Regions from separate parts of the Homo sapiens genome. Here region 2 is linked to region 1. Evidence: read pairs that join two places in POLR2A ChIA-PET (ENCODE). Cell type or tissue: PC-9. All regions are shown on one strand. Each heading gives the region's core, and the rest is flanking DNA. Links, peaks and the distances in the headings are about the cores only. Region 1 holds the start of HOXC11 (homeobox C11). Region 2 overlaps LOC105378250 (a long non-coding RNA gene).

Region 1 (8,329 bases), core at 330-8,329:
CGAGCCTTAATGTAGGAGCTAAAGCCAGAGAATCAGGGCTCCGGCCAACCCGCCTCTGCTCTGTGGTGAGGCGGGAGATCTGGGTGGCCCAACAGGGCAATCCCACCCAGAAAAGGTATTTTCTGTGCCACTACAACTGGCTTAGGAAACTGAAGCCCAATAGCAGCGGCTCCATTTCCAGCCTGCTTTTAAGACATTTCCTTCATTTTGGAGCATTTGGTGAGGGGGCCAGTGAAACCGGCTCGTAAAATAGGGCTTTTATGGGAAGAAATAGGGTCGGGTTGCTAGCATCCTGGGACAATCTCTCCACAGAGGAAGCTGGGTGGGGCCTGTGGGGGCAAAGGAGCTGTCCTTCTCCCTCCCCACTACCTCCTCCATAGGTCCCAGGAACCTCTGAGCAGCGTCCACCAGCTTAGGTGGCCTGACTTGGGGACTCAGGCTTGGGGCAATGGCCAAGTCTGAGAAGAGGTGGAAGCCAGGAACTAGCAGTCCCACCCGCTTCTTGTTCCCTGGCTGGGGCTGGGGTGTCCCGGGTGCAAGATAAACCACTGACCTGAAAATCCCAAAGCATACTAAAGGGATTATTGCAGGCAGTGATATTACTGTAAGGGAGAGAAATATAGGCAAGAAGGTGAAAGCCAATTTCTAATGAAGTCTCCTTGCTGGCCCAGCCTGTGAACAAACGAGAGCGTCCATGTGTGGGACTCTCTCCGCTTATCTTTTTATTGACTCCACACAGGCTGAATTTACAATCCAAGCCCACTGGAGCATATGTGGGCCCCATTTCTTCTTTCAGCATTTTCCTCCCCAGTTCATGGTCTGTGGGATGGGCTCCTTTCCCTACCACGATCTGCTCTCTAGAACCCAGAGCAGTGGAGGAGGTAGACAAGCTAACAGGAGGCCCCAACGCTGTGTGCGGGAGTTTGCTCTGGGAGCCGCCCAGGGTAGAATTTAGGAGACACTGTCCCCTTCTTAAGCTGCCCCTGTTGTCCGTGTGTTGGAGGGAAGGGTGCTGGAGTCTGCCTTAACTTTGGTCCAGCTACCTGGACAGCTGCCCAGACCGCAGCCGCCTGCTAGCAGCCAGGCTGGCTGATGGCGCTGACTGAGGACACCAAGAGCCAGTGGGGAGGGCCGGATGGCCCTGCTGCAGAGAATTTCAGGTGAAGGCCAGGACTCAAAGCAGATGGAGGGGTCACAGGCACCCACCAGATAAGATACAAATAAGCCACCTGGAGCGGGCTTGACAAGGAAGGGATTGGGGGCCAGGGATGGCTCCTGTACAGGGAGGTATTGATGCTGTGGCCAGAATCCACAGGCTGAGAGGGTGCAGCCTAGGGCAAACATCTCAGCTGAAGCGTCCAGGTAGCCTGGACCCAGGGCTGGGCAGGGAGGCTACTCCAGACCATGGGCATTTTTGCCAGTAAATGTCTAGCTGACCTCAGTGGCCAGGGCCTTCTTTCCTTGACCGTAGCAGCAACTGACAGTTGCTAGAGGTTTTTTGATTTGTTGAAAAACTAAGCCATATCAACACTAGAGAACATTTTAAACTTTATGCCTTACTTTTAAGGGGAGGAATATTACTTTCCAGAAGTCTCTGTTGGGAGACCCCAGCGTTTCCTAGACATCAACTCTTTGACATTCTTTCTTGCATTTCTTTTTTGTTTCAAGGAAATAGGGCCGCCAGCAGCTCCTTGTTGCCGCCTGGCTCACTTTTATGGTGGCCCAGGAATAAACTTTGGTGGTCAAATTCAAGTGCTCAGTCCAGCAGCTGTCTCCTCACAGGATACAGCCCCTACCCCCATCTCAGTCCTGGCTTTGCTGAATCTGCCTTGGGGGATTGGGCCCCACATCACCCTGGAGGGCCAGGAGGGGGAAGGAAGCAGAGCCTTGGGTGGAAGTGGAGAAAGCGGGATCTGAGACTCGAGCCCTCATCCACACCTCTGCAAGGATAGGGGTACCTCTCGCTTCCCTCTTGCTGGTTCCTATCACTGTTTGGGCAGCATTTTGCCTTCAATAAACTCGAGTTTAATGAGGTCAGTGTGAACCCCATTAAAAGCCATAGTCCATAGTTCCCCACCACTATAATTAAAAATGCTGGCCCCATCTCACTCTATAAAAAGGGCTAGAGGAAAAAGGAAACACAGCAGATTTTTCTTTTCATGGCCCCTTACCAACAGAAGTCTCACACTTCAGCAAAGCCCCAATCTAGTTCTTCTTTGCTTCAGTTTAAGATCTGACCAGAACTAAAGGAGTAGCGCCCAGCATTGAGTGCGTAGAGGGGCACCTGAGACCTATCCCTGAGTATTCCAGAACCACCCTGAGAATGGGACCCATGGTGGAGGCAGACTCCACTCAGGTGTCACTTAAATGCTGAGCAAGTTTGAGGAGGCAGGAGCATTGAGGAGGAATGGATTTTAGGGGTTACATATGGAGACAAGCTACAATTTTTTGTGTCCTCCTTATCTGGTTTGGGAGCCGCAGCACCTTATCATGTTTCATCAAGACAAATCCATTCTAATTTCTTTAAGTGGAAACTAATTTTAACTGAGGGTTATGGATGTAAAGAGAGTTCGGGCTATTTTTTGTTTTCCCCTGAGTGTGCATTGGGCTGAGCCCTTGGGGGCTTCGGTTCTTCCCCTCCTTCCCAAACAAATTGTGCCCTGGCAGCTCCTCTTTGGATCCAAGGTTGCTTTCAGCTCATGCTGGTTGCTTTTGGCCCCTTGGACCCAGTCCAGAACCTTTCAATAAAGTGATTTTCAGATGCCCACATGTGTCCTGTGGTGCTCAGAGGGATGGAAGGCAAGGGGTTGGGGATGCAGAATGACTGAGCCTACTTCTTGGGCTACAGCTATCCAGGAGGCTGACAGACTTGTAGGAGGGCAGGACAGGGCTGAGAAATAGGAAGGAGGCACTAAGATCTGGTCACAGCCCCAGGGACAGAGGCTGGGGGCTTTGACTAGGGAGTGGCCGCTGGGCCTCCCCTGATGCCACAGCATCCACCGCTCCTTTCCACTGTCTGGTTAGTCTCTTCTGGAGACCCATACCTGGCCCCACCACCCACCTTACAGTCCTCAAAATCATCCAAGGATAAGAACCCCAAACCTAGTCCCCCCCACCATATTCTTCCTGGACCCCTACACTAGGCTTCTTTTCAGCGCACTAGCTGAGGCTGAGCCACTAAGCCAAAGGGCCCTGACATAGAAGATACATGGCTCTCATTCCAATCCTTTTCTTTGGGGTTTGGGATTTGAAAATCCACAGTGGATGTAGCTTTCTTCACATTGATTGACAATAAAGGCAGGCATGAAATATTCACCCAGGGCCACTCTCTCATACTAAATATTTAACACAACATTAGAGAAGGTTTTTCCCAGACTTCGCCAGGCACCGGCTGGGCGGCTGGCGCACTGCTCACCACTCGTTTATGACTAATCTGACTCCCTAGCCAGGGGCAGCACAGCAAGCCAGACAAAGTTGGGACACTGGCTTGCAGCTGGGCTGCCTCACCTTTGGGAAACTTCAGATACTCTTCCGGGAGTCTCTCTAAGGACTCCAGAAAGGTAGTCTTGACACCCAGCTCTGGCCAGGAAAAGAGTGGACTTCTTCAAACTCTTGTGAACAGGCGGTGTCTCTGCGGGTTGGAAGGGTAAGAGTCCCTGAGATTTAAGGGAAAGGATTCACTTCTCTGGGGAAATCAGGCAGTGGGGAAAGAAGTCCTCACTCCCACCCTCCTGGTGCTGCTCACAGAGAGGAGGCAAGACCCCCATACATGAGAGCCCTCCTCCTTCCCCCAATCCTGGGGGAAAAAAGAGCAGCAGCTAGAAAAAAATACAATTACCCCTTCCCAGCCACCACCCTCGCCCATCCCACCGCCCACCCCACCCCAACCCTCTCTCTCCTCCTTTGCTCGTGCTGTGGTATGGAGAGAAGGGGAGTGACGAGAGAAAAACGAATACAAATCTGCAATTGATTTTCATAATGTTTCTGCGGTGTTTGCAAACCAATCGCCTGAACGTCCCCGATCTTACCTAAGAGAGAACCCCTCCTACGTCTGCGAAGTGCTCCGAACTGATATATGACAATATCTACTTTGGATCACGTGCTCAGAGAGAGAGAGACTAAGACGGATAACGCGTCATCTCGCCTTCCCAAATTTTCCCCCCTCGCTAGACCGGGTCCAAAACCTCCATCCGGAGCCGGCAGGAGAGGAGAACGATGTTTAACTCGGTCAACCTGGGCAACTTCTGCTCTCCGTCGCGCAAGGAGAGGGGCGCAGATTTCGGCGAGCGAGGGAGCTGCGCCTCCAACCTCTATCTGCCCAGTTGCACTTACTACATGCCCGAGTTCTCCACGGTCTCCTCCTTCCTGCCCCAGGCCCCCTCTCGTCAGATCTCCTATCCCTACTCGGCCCAAGTGCCCCCGGTCCGGGAGGTCTCCTACGGCCTGGAGCCATCCGGCAAGTGGCACCATCGGAACAGCTACTCCTCCTGCTATGCGGCGGCCGACGAGCTTATGCACCGGGAGTGCCTGCCTCCTTCCACCGTCACCGAGATCCTCATGAAAAACGAAGGCTCCTACGGCGGCCACCACCACCCCAGCGCCCCGCACGCAACCCCCGCCGGCTTCTACTCCTCAGTCAACAAGAACAGCGTCCTGCCTCAAGCCTTCGACCGTTTCTTCGACAACGCCTACTGCGGTGGCGGCGACCCGCCCGCCGAGCCCCCCTGCTCCGGCAAGGGCGAGGCCAAGGGGGAGCCCGAGGCACCCCCGGCCTCGGGACTGGCGTCCCGGGCTGAGGCGGGTGCCGAGGCGGAGGCTGAGGAGGAGAACACAAATCCCAGCTCGTCCGGTTCAGCCCACTCCGTGGCCAAGGAGCCGGCCAAAGGAGCCGCCCCCAGTAGGTAGCAGCGGCCGGGGAACGGGCGGGCAGCGAGGGAGGGAGCGAGAGAGGGAGGGCGAGAGAAGGGGGGAGGCAAGGGGAGCGGGGACGGCCTCGTGTTTTGGGTCAGTCCGATTTTATGTGGAGTTTTATAAGCATTCAAAGGATTTTATTATAACCTACAAAGCCCTCTCTCCCAACGACTCGACTTTTTACGATGGAGAAGGGGTGGGGAGGGAGGGAAAAGGGCTCTTTGGAAAAGCCGGGTGAACCCCCCTCCCCCGTTATCTCCCTCGGTCTGTGAAATTTTTAAAAGCGCAACCATTGCGGGCGATATTAACTTTGATCGTGAACTTAGAGGAGCATTTAAGGAAGTATGGGGAGCCGGGCTGCCGAGGAGTGGGGAGGAGGGGAGGGGTGGAGGGGGAGAAAGGGGAGGGCGAGGGAAAGACAGGGAGAGATCCAGAGAGGGGGAGAGGTGGGGGAGAGGAGCAATGGAGCAGAACCTGAGACCGGAGAGGCAAGCCAGGACCGCTATGATCCTTCTTAAAACTAGTTTTGAAAATGTTCAAACTATGTGTTCGCGGGTCCTCGAGCAGAAACCCAAGCAACTCTGGGGTCAGCGGCGACAGGGGAATGGGGCGAGGCGGCGCAGGACTCCACTGCGTTCCAGGCGGGGGTCTGGGCGTTTCTCCCGGGTCCGCGGCCTTAGTGCTTGCCTAGAACTGCGGTGTGGAAGGCGCTGCCCCGCGGGCTTCCCGGGGCGCCAGGGCCCCGGAAGCGGCTCTCTGGTGTCTCGGTGCCTGCTGGCCGGCTTCCTCCCCGCCTCCCGACTGCTCTCGCCAGATTTCACTGCTTCGCGCCTGTTCTCAGCTTTCCCCCCAGATTTCTGGGGGAGGGGTTGGGCTTTCCGAACCACTAGGAGGGCGGCCCAGGAAGGGCCCGAGGGCGGAGGGGGAGCAGACAGGGGGCCCGAGGGGACGCACGTGTACCTGGAGGGCTTTCCTTCTGTCCCAGACCCTGTCAGCCGCGGCTCTCGCCTGAGAACTGGGGACGGGGTGGCGCAGTGGCGGGGGGGTGGGGACCCGCTAGACCTGGCAGGGGGTCGAGGCTTGCCCGGGTGCTGCGGCTGCAGGAGAGCCAGCCGCCTGGCGGGAGGGCTGCCCGCGGTGGGCTAGGAGAAGGGCCGCTGAGCGCTCAGCGGGCTGGGGTCGCCCGGGTCTCACGTGTCTCTCTCCCCCCTCTCCTCGCACTTGCCCCCTCCCCTCCCTCCAGACGCCCCCCGCACCCGCAAGAAGCGCTGCCCTTATTCGAAATTCCAGATCCGGGAACTGGAGCGAGAGTTTTTCTTCAACGTGTATATCAACAAAGAGAAGCGGCTGCAGCTGTCCCGGATGCTGAACCTGACGGACCGACAAGTGAAAATTTGGTTTCAGAACAGAAGGATGAAAGAAAAGAAACTGAGCAGAGACCGGCTGCAGTATTTCTCGGGAAATCCTCTGCTGTAACCTGCAGACCGGGCCCTTTTGGGGGCGGGGGGAGGGGAAAATTATTTTATTTTATTTTTATTTTTTATTTTCTAACTCGTCTTCTTTCCGCCGGTGGAAAACTGGACTGTGGCCAGGGCTGGCCCCCACCGCTGTGGCCGGCACTCCATTCCGGAACCTCCTGGACCCTCTATCTGACTCTCGCTGTGGGACAGGGACCGGGCCTGGAAAGGGGGTGAAGGGAAGTGTCTGATGCACGGCGAGTGAACACCGTTGGCGCCGAGGCCAAGACTTTGATTTAAAAGAAAACACACCTCGGCGACAATGTCTTGCTGCTCGGATTAGGTGGGGGAGGGGCGACAGTAGTGAGCGCCTGAGCCGAACAATCCTCGAACTAAAAGCCTTCCCTTGCCCATGTGAAAAGATCCGCTAAGACAGCATGTCTGCCAGCGGAAACTTCTCGAGCTCCCCCCTCTACCCCGCCCCACCTTGCAGCTAAATGTGATCCTGCCTTGCTGTGAAATTTCTGTACCTTCAACCTGGTGTTAGGTGTGCAAAGTCCGTGTCCTACCTCCGTCTTCGCCAAGGCCCCGCCCGAGCCTAGTTGTTCTCCCCCTGAATGTGTAGAACCTTCCTTTGAAATTTCTTAATCGGTGCATTGAGGTTTCCACATCTTTTTCCAAGCAGTGCCCCACTTCATGGATTTATAGCTATAGTCTATGCAGTCGTTACCTCTTTTTTTTTTTTTTTTAAGAAAATTGAAGATTGGGGTGGTGGAGGCAGTAGGGAGATGGGATTGGGCACCTCCCCCGTGCTGGGGCCTGGATTTTTGTAAATAAATTTCCCAAGCGTTTCTTTCCACCTGGAGGGAAAGGGGGGGACGCCCCCAGTGAGATTCAAATCACGCATCTCTACTCCTCTGCGTGAGTGCGTGTGTACATGTGCACTCCCCACCCTGCTCCCTTCCCAGAGGGATTGCTGTGAAATTTTTTTGGTGGCAAATAAAGATAAATTTCATTCTGTTCAATATTATGATTTTATTTGACCCTTTTATTAACCCCTCTCCTCTTAAAATCCTCCATGCTCCCATGGCAGCGGCGGAGGAGGAGGAGGCAGGCAGGCAGAGCCCAGCGGGTGAGGACAGGCAGGCAGAGGTGAGATAGGCCGGTGCTAGCCGGCCTGGAGCTCCTCTCCGCTGGCAGGGCCAAGAGTATGGCCGTAGTCTCCTCACATTCTCAAGCTGAGGACATTCCATAGCTACTCTGAAGCTCTCCTTTCTCACGTGCAGCTCGAGCTGTGTCCAAACGCCCAGCAACGGCTTTCTGTTTAAGTACACGTTTGTTGTGGAGTTAATTGTAACCATCATCGAATTTAAATTTATAGGAATTTTTTTGGCTCCACCGCCCTTCTGCCAGATGTCTCCGTCTGTCGCAGTTAAATGTGTAGTGTGGAGGTTAGGGCTTTTTTTTTTTTTTCTCTAGGAGAAATCTGTATTGGAATTTTTATACACTGTTTTTAAGGAAGGAGGGGACAGAAGGAGAAACCAGCCCCCTCCCTCTCCTCTCCACAGCTCCTGGGGGTGGGAAGGTGGGGCCTGGCTGCTTTCCCTCTGGCACAAATGGCCAGGCTCTTCCAGACACAACAAGACGCCTATACTGGGGCCACCCTGATGTTTATACATTGGGTGTCCCACAGTAGAAAGCCCCAGAGGTTTGTTTTGTAGGGGTTGGCACTGGGGATGGAGATGACCTGCGGGGACAGTCACCATACCCATCTATATTTGCTGCATGTTTCTTCTGTATAAAGATAATCATGGCCCTTGCAGTGCTTTCAGTGAGGGCACTTCGTTGGTCTCTGTTTCAAATTCGTTATTTGGGGGCAGAGGTTCAGGACAACTCATCTCATCTTTCCCTCCTCTTTCTGTCTTTGTATAATTCAAAGAAAATATTTTTGTCAATACAAT
Region 2 (8,329 bases), core at 7-8,006, 72 kb before region 1:
GTTCCAACAGTGAGGGAAATCAACAATGTGCTGGGGGTGAAGGGTAGGGGTTGGGAAGGCCTAAACAGGTGACCATTGCCAGACAGCCCAGACAAGATCATCACAGAATAGCTGATTCCCATTAGACACTGTGGGTGATCATTATCTTAAAATTCAGGACACTATTTTTGTAGTAGTTTCCCTTCCTCTCTTTGTAAGAGCAGAAGACCTCTCTGGGGCCTATCACAAGACAAGCGGGTGTTTGCAAATGAGGGACGTACTTTGAGACTGAATTGCTCTGTGCTTCTCTAAAAGACATGGTTAAGAGTTTGGGCGCTGATGTTAGAGACTGAGATTAAAATCCTTCCTTGCCACTTCCATCAGTATAAATTTGGATAAGTTTCTTAACTTCTCTAAGCCTTGATTTTCTCACCTATAAAATGGGCCTAATAATAGTGCCTAACTTAGAGGTTTGTTGTAAAGGTTAAATGCAATTATTCAGGTAAAGCCTTAATGGAGCCTGATATGTAGTAAGCACTCAATCCATTTTATCTACTGACTCTTTTCTCTGTGTGGGTTACCCACTTTGGAGATTGTCCCCAGTAATTTCTTTGGTCAAGTCTTGATCTCCCTGGCCCCTTGGCTGTCTTCTCCCACCATGATCAGTGAGAAGTTGAGGAGCACTAATACCAAATTCTTTTTCATGTTAGTTAGGAGAAAGCAGAATTACGAAGGTCAACCTGCTGGTGTAAAAAAATATTACATAGATTAGCCCTGCTCTACATATTAGATATGTTCTCAAAATGCCTAAGTGGCCTTTTTTTTTTTTTTTAATTTAAGTTCTAGGGTACATGTGCACAACGTGCAGGTTTGTTACATGTGTATACATGTGCCATGTTGGTGTGTGGCACCCATTAACTTGTCATTTACATTAGGTATATCTCCTAATGCTATCCCTCCCACCCCCACCCCCTGGCAGGCCCTGGTGTGTGATGTTCCCCACCCTGTGTCCATGTGTTCTCGTTGTTCAATTCCCACCTATGAGTGAGAACACACGTGTTTGGGTTTTTGTCCTTGCGATACTTTGCCAAGAATGATGGTTTCCAGCTTCATCCATGTCCCTACAAAGGACATGAACTCATCATTTTTATGGCTGCATAGTATTCCATGGTGTATATGTGCCACATTTTCTTAATCCAGTCTATCATTGATGGACATTTGGGTTGGTTCCAAGTCTTTGCTATTATGAATAGTGCCACAATAAACGTATGTGTACCTGTGTCTTTATAACAGCATGATTTATAATCCTTTGGGTATGTGCCCAGTAATGGGATGGCTGGGTCAAATGGTATTTCTAGTTCTAGATCCTTGAGGAATTGCCTAAGTGGCCATGTTTATATTGGGTAATCTTTAAATGACTTTATTTGCAAGTCTGAGTAATATACTCATAGAAACAAGAATCACAGTTAAGGGAAGGGAAACTAATATTTGAGCTTGAGACACTTTCCATATCCAAGTCCAATTGAATCCTCCCAATCACCCAATAAAGAGATCTTATTATTCCCATTTTATATGTTAAACAACCAAAACTCAGAGAGGTTAATTAATACTCTCAAAATCACTCTTCTAGGGGTGGTGGAGCCTAAGTTTGAATGCAGCTCTGGCTCCCAAACCTGTCCATTTTCTACTATGTCATGCTCAAAGGCATATTCTGCTTTTGTCCATTGTCAGCCTATGTGCATTTAAGTTTCCCACACAAATTCAAGAAGAATTTTATCCATCAATTCACATGACCTTGAGTATTAATTTAGTTTAAAAATCTTTCCCCTTATGATTTAAAAAATATTCACTTTAAGAAATTATCTGCCATGTGCAGGATTATCATAGGATTAAAAAAAAAAAAGAAATTAGCAGCCGGTTGTGGTGGTTCATGCCTGTAATCCCAGCACTTTGGGAGACTGAGGTGGGAGCATTGCTTGAGGCCAGGAGTTCAAGACCAGCCTGGGTAGCATAGTGAGACTCTGCCTCTACAAAAAATTAAAAATTAGCCAAGCATGGTGACACACGCCTGTAGTCCCAGCTACTCAGGAGGCTGAGGCAAGAAGATTACTTGAGCCCAGAAGGTTGAGGCTGCAGTGAGCTATGACCACTACATTCCAATCTGGGTGAGGGGTGAGAGAAGAAAGAAAGATAAAGAAGGAAAGAAAGAAAGTAAGAAAGAGAAGGAAAAAGGAGAAGGAGGGAGGGAATGAAGGGAGGGAAGGGAAGAAGGAAGGAAGGGAAGGAGGAAGGGAAGGAAGGGAGGGAGGGAGGCAGAGAGGGAGGGAAGGAAGAAGGAAGGAAGGAGGGAGAGAATGAAGGAAGGAAGGGAAAAAGGAAGGGAAGCAGGAAGGGAAGGACGGAAGGAAAGAAGGAAGGAAGGGAGGGAGGAAAGGAGGGGAGGAGGGAAGGAAGGAAGGAAGGAAAGAAGGGAAAATTATCCACATTTACTTCCATTACTATGGTTTGTCAAAAGCTGACTGTTGAACCAGGTGCAGTTTCTCACACCTGTAATGACAACACTTTGGGAGGCCGAGATGGGAGGATCACTTGAGCCCAGGAGTTTGAGCTCTCGTCCTACAAAATATAAATAAAAATTAGCTAGGTGTGGTGGTGTGCTCCTGTGGTCCCAGCTACTCGAGAGGCTGAAGCTGGAAGATCTCTTGAGTCTAGGAGTTCGAGGCTGCAGCAAGCAATGACCATGCCACTGCACTTCAGCCTGGGTGACAGAGTGAGACCATGTCTCAAAAAAAAAAAAAAAAAAAGCTGACTGTTGCCAGATAATAAAGTACATAATATATGATTCTAGAAAATGCAAGCTATTCCACGGCGACAGAAATCAGATCATTGGTTGCCTGGGCAGGGGTGAGGGCTGGAGGAGAAGATGGCAAAGAAACTTCTGCGGATGATGGATACATTTATTATCTTGAATGTAATGATGGTTTTACAAATGTACACTTATGTCAAAATTTATTAAAACTTTTAAAAGCTGACTGCATATTAGTCATCTACACACAGAAGAAGTAATGCTACATTAAAAGTAAAAACAGAGCACGGATTTCCCTGCAGCTCATTGTATATATACATACTGCCTTCTACCTACCAAGAGGGAAGCTGCTCCCCTAGACTGTGAGCTTTCCAATGGGAAAGGTTGTGTTTTGCTTGTCCTTGAGTCCCTAGCATCTAGTGTAGTGCCTATTACATCGGTTCTCAATAAATGTTGAATTGAACTAGATGTTTCTTTGAGAGTTTACACTGATTCCATAGAGCTCAAATGTGTAAGCAGCTTACTAAATATTAAGCAGATTTCCTGAACTGGCCAGAAGCTTTTGTAGATGTTTCAGTGCTCAGGGGTTCTAATTTTGCATGTAACCATAAAAATGGGAAGAAATGACACTGATCTGCTAAATTGAGTTGTTTTGCTGTCAACCAACTTTGTGAGTCTCCAGGTCTACTTGCAAGAAAGAGTTTCTGAGAGACCTGATGATAGATAAGACAAACATCTAGAGAACAGAAAGTGTTTTTAAGATGAGCAGTTGCAGATTGCAAGTGTGGCTTAAAATTGCAATCTTGTTAATATATGTAAATAAGAAAGTACATGTACTAAGGTATTCTCACACCTCACGTCTCCTATTCACCCTCAATAGGTCAGATTTTCTCTTACATCTCCCCCCGAATTACAGCCATCTGATGCTAACTCCCTTAACTTCTCTTCCCTTGGCCCCTAAACTTTATTATAAGCACCCAGCCTTCCCTCCACATCTCTTATACTAATTAGAGAAAGACGTAGCCTTACTTTTAGGTCAACCTCTCCACCTCTGTTCAAACACCATATTCTTCTTTCTCCTGTCCTTGGCCCATATTCTCATTTCCTCACCCAGAGTAAGTTCTCCTTGAGTCTCTTTTCCCTAAAACTTCAATTCTCTTTTATTCTTCAACCCATCATCTTTCCAGAGCATTCCTCCTCTCAGTTTCAGACTCACCATTCGCCCAGTCTCTCAGGCTAAAAACTTCGCAATTATCCTCAACTCCCTGTCTTCCTTATCAAATTAATCACTCAGGCCAATTGAATTGCATTTCAGAAATATCTCTTGAATACATTTATTCTTTGTCTCCTCTTTGCCTTGCTTTGGCTCAAATTTTGATAGCCATTTCCCTGAACTATTGCAATAGCCACCATATACTTCTTTCTACCAGATGTCTTTTCTTTTCCAGGTCAACTTCTACATCAACACCACCACCTGAATTATTTTTCAAATAATGAATCTGATTGGTTTACTTCTCTGCTCAAACTTTGGCTCTGCATTGCTGATCAAATAGAGACCAAGCTCTTGGGCGTGGCACTAACTGCCCATCAATCCTACTTTGCATTGCTTACCCTAGGCTGCTGCCACATTGAGCTTCCTGCTGTCCCATGCCCTGGGATGCCACAAGCCTCTTCATATGTCGGTTCTTCTGTCTGGAATGCCTTTCTCGTTCTCCTCCCGAGAAATTCCTACCTGGTCTTCAATGTTGCCTAAACAGCACCACTTCTGAGAAGTCAACATTGATGTGTTGCTCTCTGAAGAGTTAGATGCCCCCTCTTCTGTGTGCCAATAGCACACAGAATAATGTTTTATATTTCCATTTTAACGCTTATGTTGTTTTAAAGATTTTTGAAAAAAAATCTCTCATTCTTTACTGCTACTCTACAAACTAAACTCCTTGAGGACAGGAATCAAATTTTATTTGTCTTTGTATCCCCTATATCCAGGGCAGTGATGGACATGTAGTAGAGACATTTATTGAGTGAGTGATGGAAGCAGCAGCAGTTTTCTCCTGAGCAGTTCCAGGCAGTGGGTGTGAAGTTAGCAATACTTTTTTAAAAACTATGCAAGAGAAAGTACATTAAGTGAATAGGCTACTCTGGCAGGGTAATATACCCCAAAGACAAGTACAAATGATATTTACTTTTTTCTTATTATTTGGATCAACTGATACTGTAGATTACTATTTGGGTGAACTCTGTCTCTTCTTCCTTCCTGTAATATTGATCTAATTGAGAATATAAGTCCTGCTCTTAGATTACCCACACCATTGTGCCCCTTGCCCAGCATAAACGGTTGGGAGTTACCTATAATTGCTGTCTCATTCTGGGATAACCAATTTGGGTGCTATATCCCGGACAATTGTGGGTCATACATAACAGAACTTGGTATGGGTTCTCCAAAATTTTCCCTGGCTGAAATATTTATTTTAAGTGTTTGCTGTTTTCACCTTCAAACTCTGGAAACTTTTTCTTTCCATTTTGTTCACTCCTATATCTCAAGCAATTGTAACAGTGACTGATACATAGTCGGTACTTGATAAATGGTTTTCGAATGAGTGAAAGCATTTTTATTATCTTCAGATATTTCATACATATAAAATAATATATATAACTTAAATATAAGATGAAATAATTAGGACATATACCCATGTCCTACCACACAGCTTAAGAGATAGATTATTGTTAATATTGGTGAAGCCTGTTTGGTGTCCCTATCTGATTATATCTCTTTTCATTCCCTTTGGAGGAAACCTCCACTCCAGATTTTGCATTTATCATTCATCGCATTTCATTACATTTTGGCTACATATAGATTCTTTACAATATATTATTTAGTTTCTGATGTGTTTTACTGTGTGTAAAAGTTCTGTCATAATATATGAATTATGTGGCAACCTGCTTTTTTCTCTCAACATTATGTTATGATACTCATCCCTATTGCTGGATATAGCTTTATTTCATTTTTACTGCTGTATTATACTTAAATAAATAAACACACCACAATTTGTTTGGCCATTCTCCTGTCAATAGTTAGTCCAGTTGTTTTTAGGTCTTTGTTTTTTATAAACGATACTGTTATAAATATTGTTGTACATGTCTCTAGAAATATATTTACAAAATTTTCTCTAGAATACATATTTAAGAACTTCTGGACACAGATAACTTTATACTCAGTAGTGAAACATTGAAAGCTTTCTCTCTAAAAGCAGGAACAAAGCAAGGATGCCTGCTCTTGCCACTTCTATTCAACATAGCCCTGGAATTCCTGGCCAGAGCAGTCAAGCTAAAAAAATAAATAAATAAATTAAAGGTCAAATGATCTTTGACAAAAGTGCCAAGACACATAAAGGTGAAAGGATTATCTCTTCAACAAATGGAGTTGAGAAAACTGAATGAGAAAGAATGAAACTGGACCATTACCTAAGGCCCTGTAGAAAAATTAACTCAAATTGTGTTAGAGACCCAAACATAAGACCGAAAACTATAAGACTTGCCAAAAAAATAGGAGAAAAGCTGCATGACATTAGATTTGACATGATTTCTTGGACATGACATAAAAGTACAGGCAACAGAAGCAAAAATAGGCAATTGAAACTACATCAAACTTAAAAACTTCTGCACAGCAAAGGAAACAATCAACAGAGTGAAAAAGCAACCTATGGAATAGGAGAAAATATTTGCAAGCCATATGTCTGATAAGGGGTTAATATCCAGAATATATAAAGAAGTCCTACAACTCACAAACAACACAAAATATAATTTATTAGAAAATGGGCAAAGGACTTGAATAGATATTTCTTCAAAGAAGATACACAAGTGGCCAAGAAGTATATGAAGAGATGCTTTACATCACTAATCATTGGGGAAATGCAAATCAAAGCCACAAGGAGATCCTGGACAATTGTGGGTCATACCTAACAGCACTTGGTATGGGTTTTCTAAAATTTTCCCTGTGTGAAATATTTATTTTAAGCATTTCCTGTTTTCATCTTCAAACTCCAGAAACTTTTTTTCTTTCTGTTTTGTTTACTCTTCTTTTCTGTTTTGTTCACCACCTCACATGTTAGGATAGTCATTATTTTAAAAATTAAAAAATAACAAGTGTTGGTTAGGATGTGGAGAACTGTAACCCTTGTGTACTGTTGGCAAGGGTGTAACATGATGCAGCTGCCTTGGAAAACAGGATTGAGGTTTCTCAAAAAAATAAAAATATAGCGCTGGTGTGGTGGCTCACGTCTATAATTTCAGCAGTTTGGGAGGCCAAGGTGGGCGGATCACCTGAGGTCAGGAGTTTCAGACCAGCCTGCCCAATATGGCGAAACCCTGTCTCTATTAAAAATATAAAAAATTAGCCAGTTATGGTAGTGGGCACCTGTAATCCCAGCTACTCGGGAGGCTGAGGCAGGAGAATCGCTTGAACTCGGAAGGTGGAGTTTGCAGTGAGCTAAGATTGTGCCACTGCACTCCAGCCTGGGTGACAAGAGGGAAACTCCATCTCCCAAAAAAAAAAAAAAAAAAAAAAAAAAAAAAAAAAATTGGCACTTTGGGAGGCCAAGATGGGCAGATCATGAGGTCAGGAGATCGAGACCATCCTGGCTAACATGGTGAAACCCTGTCTGTACTAAAAATCCAAAAAAAAAAAAAAAAAAAAAAAAAATTAGCCGGGCCTGGGGGGGGCACCTGTAGTCCCAGCTACTCGGGAGGTTGAGGCAAGAGAATGGCGTGAACCTGGGAGGTGGAGCTTGCAGTGAGCCGAGATGGTGCCACTGCATTCCAGCCTGGGCGACAGAGTGAGACTATGTCTCAAAAAATAATAATAATAAAAAAATAAAAATTAAAATATAATTACCATATGATCTAGCAATCCCACTTTTAGGTATTTATCCGAAAGAATTGAAAATAGGGTCTCAGAGATATTTGTAGTTGTGTTCATTGCAGTATTACTCACAATAATCAAGAGGTAAAACCAACCTAAATGTCCACAAACTGATAAATGGACTTAAAAATGTGGTGTATTATCCAGCCTTAAAAAAAAAAAAAAGGAAATCTTGTCATATGCTACAATACGGATGAACCTTGAAGATATTATGTTAAGTGAAATAAGCCAGTCACAAAAAGACAAATCCTGTGTAATTCCACTTTTATAAGATATCTAAAATAGCCAAACTCTTAGAAACAGAAAGTAGAATTGTTGCTAAGGGCCGTGGGGAGGGCGAAAAGGATTGCTTGTTCAATGCATATAGAGTTTCAGCTTTGCAAATTGAAAAAGGTCTAGAGATCTATAGCACAACAATGTACATACAGTTAACACTACTGTACTATATACTTAAAGTTAAAATGATAAATTTTAAGTTATGTGGTTTTGATCACAATTTAAAAAAAAGAACTGGCAGATGATGGGGTATGCACATCTTCAACTGCAGAAGATAAACCTAAATTGTTTCCAAAGTCATTGTGCCAATGTACACACTCACTAGCAGTGTATAAGACTTCCAGTTGCTC

The links. ChIA-PET counts read pairs that join two places held together with the same protein. Peaks named below come from ENCODE experiments on the same cell type or tissue, not always from the same donor. Only the 100,000 strongest peaks of a DNase experiment are listed, where the experiment ranks them.
Region 2: POLR2A ChIA-PET joins it to region 1 with 7 read pairs; 2 of 35 experiments call an interaction of 5 or more read pairs at or near these places.

What each region holds. Positions count from the first base shown.
Region 1 is chr12:53,969,027-53,977,355 of GRCh38, forward strand. HOXC11 (homeobox C11) reads left to right here and starts at 4,100. Exons shown (of 2, transcript NM_014212.4): 1 at 4,100-4,897; 2 at 6,155-8,329. The coding sequence starts at 4,216. The coding sequence ends at 6,387. HOTAIR (HOX transcript antisense RNA) reads right to left here and starts at 5,928. Exons shown (of 7, transcript NR_186241.1): 1 at 5,872-5,928. RefSeq lists enhancers at 5,326-5,920, 6,251-6,400. In PC-9, for the core only: no CTCF peak of the experiment used is centred there; no DNase peak of the experiment used is centred there; H3K4me3 peaks cover 1,930 bases; H3K27ac peaks cover 989 bases.
Region 2 is chr12:53,897,119-53,905,447 of GRCh38, forward strand. It overlaps LOC105378250 (a long non-coding RNA gene), which reads left to right. Exons shown (of 5, transcript NR_189099.1): 5 at 1-1,266. Among named protein-coding and RNA genes, the nearest start is that of HOXC13, 38 kb to the right of the region's middle. In PC-9, for the core only: no CTCF peak of the experiment used is centred there; no DNase peak of the experiment used is centred there.